Linked DNA regions of Homo sapiens: region 1 is linked to region 2. A link is a loop called in an ENCODE intact Hi-C map of the cell type or tissue named here. Cell type or tissue: ovary. All regions are shown on one strand. Links, peaks and the distances in the headings refer to the core of each region. The heading gives the core; the rest is flanking DNA.

What was found. Peaks named below come from ENCODE experiments on the same cell type or tissue, not always from the same donor. Only the 100,000 strongest peaks of a DNase experiment are listed, where the experiment ranks them.
Region 1: a loop joins it to region 2, with 2.4 times the contacts of the local background. A loop is called at or near these places in 1 of 110 quality-filtered maps.

Annotation. Positions count from the first base shown.
Region 1 is chr18:47,798,080-47,800,993 of GRCh38, reverse strand. No RefSeq gene overlaps it. Among named protein-coding and RNA genes, the nearest start is that of SMAD2, 130 kb to the left of the region's middle. In ovary, for the core only: no CTCF peak of the experiment used is centred there; a DNase peak (open chromatin) is centred at 1,383; H3K4me3 peaks cover 1,010 bases; H3K27ac peaks cover 2,070 bases.
Region 2 is chr18:48,013,578-48,016,491 of GRCh38, reverse strand. No RefSeq gene overlaps it. Among named protein-coding and RNA genes, the nearest start is that of SMAD2, 84 kb to the right of the region's middle. In ovary, for the core only: no CTCF peak of the experiment used is centred there; no DNase peak of the experiment used is centred there.

The DNA of each region.
Region 1 (2,914 bases), core at 154-2,653, 220 kb after region 2:
TCTGCCACAGTGGAGGAGGGCATGCAGGCCATCTGGCCGGGTGGGGAGTGCCAGCTGGCAACAGGGTCCACCGAGGCACTGACTCCCTGCCCTGGGGCTCTCAGCAAGTCCAGCCAGCCAGCCTCTGTTTTCCCAAGTGTAAAATGGGTGTCAGGCCATTTGCTTCTGTGGGAGGGCCTGGAGGGCTGTAATTATGGGAGGGTGTGTGAAGTCCTGGGAGCCCTCGATGGGGTTTTGCAAGGAAGCTGCAGACAGCCATGGGTCATGACTGGTTGGGAGAGTTATGAAATTCCTTTAGTAAAAAGAACTATGTGGGGAGTGGGCGGGAGGGGTTGATGGCGACTCAGGAAGAAAGTGTCTGGCGCCCTTGGGAAGACATCTTAGCACACCCCAAAGCCCTCTCTCACAATTCAATCAAGTTGTTCCTTCTGTTCATACCAAAAGGGCCTTTTTAAAATACAATTAGGCTCTGTTTTATTATGTGTGACAGACGAGGCCATTAACCATTCCGACTATTAAATCAGACTTCATTAAAAAAAATGGAAGTAACTGTAAATTGCCTTGGGTCACGATCGTTTAGAGCCGAGACATTTCAAAGAAAAACATTAGGGAGCTCACGACCATGATGAAGTTAATCAATTTGACATCCCACGGAGGGCCGGGTGTGCCTGCACCAGAAGAGCGGCTTCACAGCCTCTCCCCAGAGCCTGCTCCTGGGGAGCAGGGGTGTCTCTGCCTCTCCTCTCTCCAAAGGAGAGCTGGGAAGGCTGTGAAAATAACTTGGAAATTTGGGGGAAAGGGAATTTCTTGTCTCTCAGTGAGGTGTTATTGGTTTGCTTTTCTGAAAAACTATCTAAATTTATCAAATGTGATACCAAGTCATACATAATACATTTTCATGTTTTTGCACCAAAAAGTGACTTTAGAGCTGTAAGGAGCAGTGCTATATAAGTATAATGTATCTTCCCTAGCCCTCTAAGTGGGGTGGGGTGGGGTGGGGTGGCTTCCACGGACTTCCTCATTTCTGGACAGGTTGTGCCCTTACCAGGCATCTACTTCTTGGCAGGAGTCCTGAGGGAGAGAACCCTGCGCTGGGGTGAATCTTGCCCTCCTCTACTTTGTGGGGGTAGAAAAGGGGGGATGGACAGGGCAGTACAGCCCAGAGGGCTACAAAAAGATGGGAGGAAACCCAGCCCCTGCACCTTCTTCTCCCCTAGGCAGTGCTGAGCCCGGAGAGAGCAAACGCCAGTGTTCCTCCAAGGCTAACGAGAGGTGGGGGCTGAGTTGTGTCTGGGACGCATCCTGGCCTTGAGATGGCAACAGGCATGGCAGGGGTGGGGATGGGCGGAGACCACTCAAGGCCAATTCAGGAGGGGTGGGAGCCAGGGTCGGGGATAGGTAATGAGAGGAAGGTCTGGTTGTAAAGCCCTGGAAGGTGGGTTCCTGTCTAAGCGGGAATTTCCTGGCTGGATTATTAGCGTAAGTCCATGGTGGGGGTGGAAGGGGAGCATGTTTATCTGGAAAGCAGAGATGGGAGGAGCGGGCGCCGTCAGCCTCAGAGAGCTTGCCTCTGGGACCTTACGCGCTCTCTCTCTTTTCCCACTGTCCTGCTGATTGAGATGCACCAAGGGCCCACCTGAATGCCACACTTGCTTTCCTTCTGGTATGGCCTGCACAGGGCTCACCTACCTCCTCCACGAAGCCCCCCAGACACTACCCCAGCTGGACCCTCTGCTTGGGGACTCTTTTGCCTCCCCGCTCTGCTGGCACCATCTGAAAGCTGCTAGATCAAGTAGGCCCTTGCCAGCAAGCCTCTGTTCAGTCTCCATCTCTCTCTGTTCCAGCACGCCTTCTTCCCGGTCCTTTGCTGTACTGCTCTAGATCCTTCCTACAGCCCAAGGACTTTGCTGGCCTCAAGCCCCTTCAGAAGATGTCCCCACCCACCTCTCTGGCCTTACCTCCTGCCTCTCTGCTCCAAACTCTTAGCACTTTGCACTGTGGTTTCTTCCGGCCTCCTTGACTTTGCAGGTTCCTTTTGCCTGAACTGCTTGTTCCTGTCTTCTCAGCCCAGGGAAACTCTTTTCAGATTGCTCAGGGTTGGTGACTCACAGTATCTTCCTTCCTTTCTTAACTCTCTTTCCCTTTCCTCCCTCCCTCCCTCTCTCCCTTCCTTCTTTCCTTCCTTCCTTCCTTCCTTCCAACCATCTGTGCCAAGCACAAGATCTCTGCTTCACAGAATTGCAAAGACAATAAAGAAATGTACTGTCAGGTGGTAATGGCGCTGTGGAGAAACACAGGGCAGGGTAAGGGGAGAGGGAGCGAAGGGGAGTGGTCAGGGAAGGCCTCCATGGCAAAGGGGCGTTGGAGCAGAGACCTGAAGGAAGTGAGGGAGTGGTCACTGCCACAGTGTCCCAGGGCCAGGGGCGGGGACATGCCCGTGTGTGTCCCACAACACAGCTCCATGACTGGGACAGCTCTGGGGCCAGTTGTGCATAGTATTGTCACAATAGTAGTTACGCCAATCTGTTTCCCCTGGCCCCTTGAGCCACGCGGGGGCAAGGATGTGTCCTGTTACTCTCGGAATCTGCGCTCTGGAGCCAAGCGCAGCATCAGGCACCTGCAGGCAATTGGCACGTGCCTGTGGATTAAGAGAATGAATGAATGTCTGAACATGGGGAAAAAATGAGCAGATTTCTGGACTTGTGCAAGGCTGTGGGGAGGAGAGAAAGAAGGAAAGATGCATCTGGTTTTCGTATTCAAGGAATTTTCAGTTAATTAGAGAGAAAAGACATGTACACACCTGAAATTAAGACAACTTAAACCTAGTTTAGATATAAAGTTAAATAACTTTAGGTGATACCTTAGAATCCATTAATTCCACATTTTATCCAGGATGAGTGTCAAACACTTCCAA
Region 2 (2,914 bases), core at 196-2,695:
TGAAGATGCCACTTCCATCAGTTGCCAGTTAGGATATCTTGGACCAACTTTTCCATTGATATCATTTAGAAATTCTAGAAAAAAATAATTTTAAAAAAACAATACTGCTTGAAGGCATCAGAAAGCAATTGAGGAAGCAAGAATTTGTGGGGAAAAATCCAGAAGTAAGCCAAGAAAGGTGAGCCAGAAATGTGGGACCACTTTTCCCCTTGACTGATGGGGAGCCAGCAATTTGGGACCAAATTACCCTAGCTGACTTGCCAAGAGACTGAGAAACTGAGCAGAGCATCTCACAGTCTCACGAGGTTCAGGACATACAAGCGAAGTTTAGAGACAATTTAAGAGGATAGCTCTCTGCCAGGCGCAGTGGCTCACGCCTGTAATCCCAGCGTTTTGGGAAGCTGAAGCGGGTGGATCACTTGAGGCCAGGAGTTCAAGACCAGCCTGACCAACATGGTAAAACCCCGTCTCTACTAAAAAATACAAAAATTAGGCAGGCATGGTAGTGCATGCCTACAGTCTCAGCTACTTGGGAGGCTGAGGCAGGAGAATCTCTTGAACCTGGAAGGCAGAGATTGCAATGAGCCAAGATTGTGCCACTGCACTCCAGCCTGGGCAACAGAGCGAGACTCTGTCTTGGGGAAAAAAAAAAAAAAAAAAGATAAGTCTTGATTTTAAAAACCCAGGCTTTTGGTTGAAATACAAAAGAGCTACACCCTAGTGGTATGAGTGAAGAGAAAATAGGCCAGTACTCATGATGACTAAAGTCATATTGAATCCTGAATGAATTAGGGTGAATTGCTCTTAGCCTCAGGCTGGCAGGAAGTAAAAGCAAATCCTCTCTGAAGGAAGACAGCATTGTTCAGAATTTCAAATTAATTTCTGCTATTTTTCATATGACATCCAGCAAAACCAATAAGCCTTGCCAAAAGACAAGATCCAAACAAAAGCCAAGAGAAAAAATAAATAACATAAATGAACTCACAGTAACTATGTGAGATGCAGATAAGTTAATTTGCTTCACTATAATCATTTTACTATCTATATGTATGCCATAACATCATGTTGCAAACCTCAAATATACACAGTAAAATTTGTTTTAAAAATAATAAAAATTTAAAAAAGAAAAGAAGTTCACAGAATATCCAAATTTGAAAATTACTGGAAACAGATTTTAAAATAACCATAATAGATAAATTCATGGAGTTAAATAATAAGATAAAGAATTCTGGCAGAAACCAGAAAGTATATTAAAAAAACTAAATGTTAAATTTGTAACTAAAACCACAGTATATGAAATTAAGAATTTGATGGCTGTGTTTATAAACAAATTACATTCAGTTGAAGACAGGATTAGTGAACTGGAAGATGGAAGAAAATTTCCAACTGAAGGACAGAATCAAAAGGATAGAAAATGAAGAAAAGAGCAGAAGAAACAAAAAATATGTGATGAAAAGGTATTATACATATAACTGGTGTCCCAGAAGGAGAAGAGAAAGAGAATAGGACAGAAGTAAATTTTAAGGGATAAACATTGGGAATTGTCCAAAACTAATTAAAGAAATCAAATTATAGATTAAGAAGCTCTGGGTACCCCAAAAGAATACACACACACACACACACACACACACACGCACACACCCCTAGGCATATCAGACCAAAACTGCTGAAAACCAAAAAGACAAATCCTAAAAACATCTAGAGAAAAAAGACATGTCTTAAAAGAAGCAACCATAAGACAGACAGCTGACTTCTCCACAGAAATAAAGCAGCCAAAGGTCAACAGACTAGTATTTTCACAATGCTGTAAGAATATAACAACCAATTTAGAATTCTGTACTCAGTAAAATATCTTTCAAAAATGAATCTGAGATTAATTCATCATGTAGACACCAAAAATCAGAGATAATCTGTCACCAGTAGAACCAAATTAGGAAATGCTAAAGGGAGATGAAAATGATCCCAGATAGAATCACAGACATGCAGGAAAAAGTAAAGAAACCCAGAAAAATTATATATGTAAGTAAATCTAAATGAATGTTGGCAATATGAAATAATGCAATAACACTTTTTAATGTGTTTTAAAATATAAATTAAAATATGCCACGATACACAAAAACAGAAGAATAAATGGAATTAAAGTGTTCTAAGATCCTGGGCATGGTGAAAGTACCAATTTATATTAGACTTGTGGATGCATGCTTTTATCTCTAAGAAAACCAATCAAAATAGTTGAATAATGCATAATTAACAAACTACTAATGAAGAAAATGGAATAACAACAACAACAACAAAAACCCAAAGACAGCAATAGACTTACAGTAGACATGAAGGGCTTTAAAGTAAAATAAGATCAGTTACAGAAAATCTGTAAAGTTTTGTAAGTAAATCTGTTAAGTAAGTCTTGGCAAGTAAATGTTGACGCTCATCTTTCACACCAGTAAACAGGGAATTGTATTACAGTGTGATAAGGTACAGTATGGGCAAATTTAGGAGGAGTTTTTCTATCAGATATCAAAATTTACCAAGCTACAATAGTTAAGTCATTGTATTATTGGTGCACAGATAGACAAATAGACCAGGAGAACAGAATAGAAAATCTAGAAACAGACATATAGGTACAGTTGATTGATAATAAAAGATGCGTAACAGAGTGGGAAAAACATTGTCTTTTCAGTATCTGGAGTTGGGTAAATTGGATACCCATGTGAAAAAAATGTGAAACTTGACCCTATCTCACACCACACATAAAAACCAATTCCAAGTGAATTGTAGATTTAAATGTGAAAGACAAAACAATAAAGCTCCTACAAGAGAATACTTTCATGGCCTTGGTGTAGGGAAAGGTTTTTAAAACTTTCCGGTAAATGCTTCAACCATGGAGGAAAAGATAGATTAACTGAACTGTATTAAA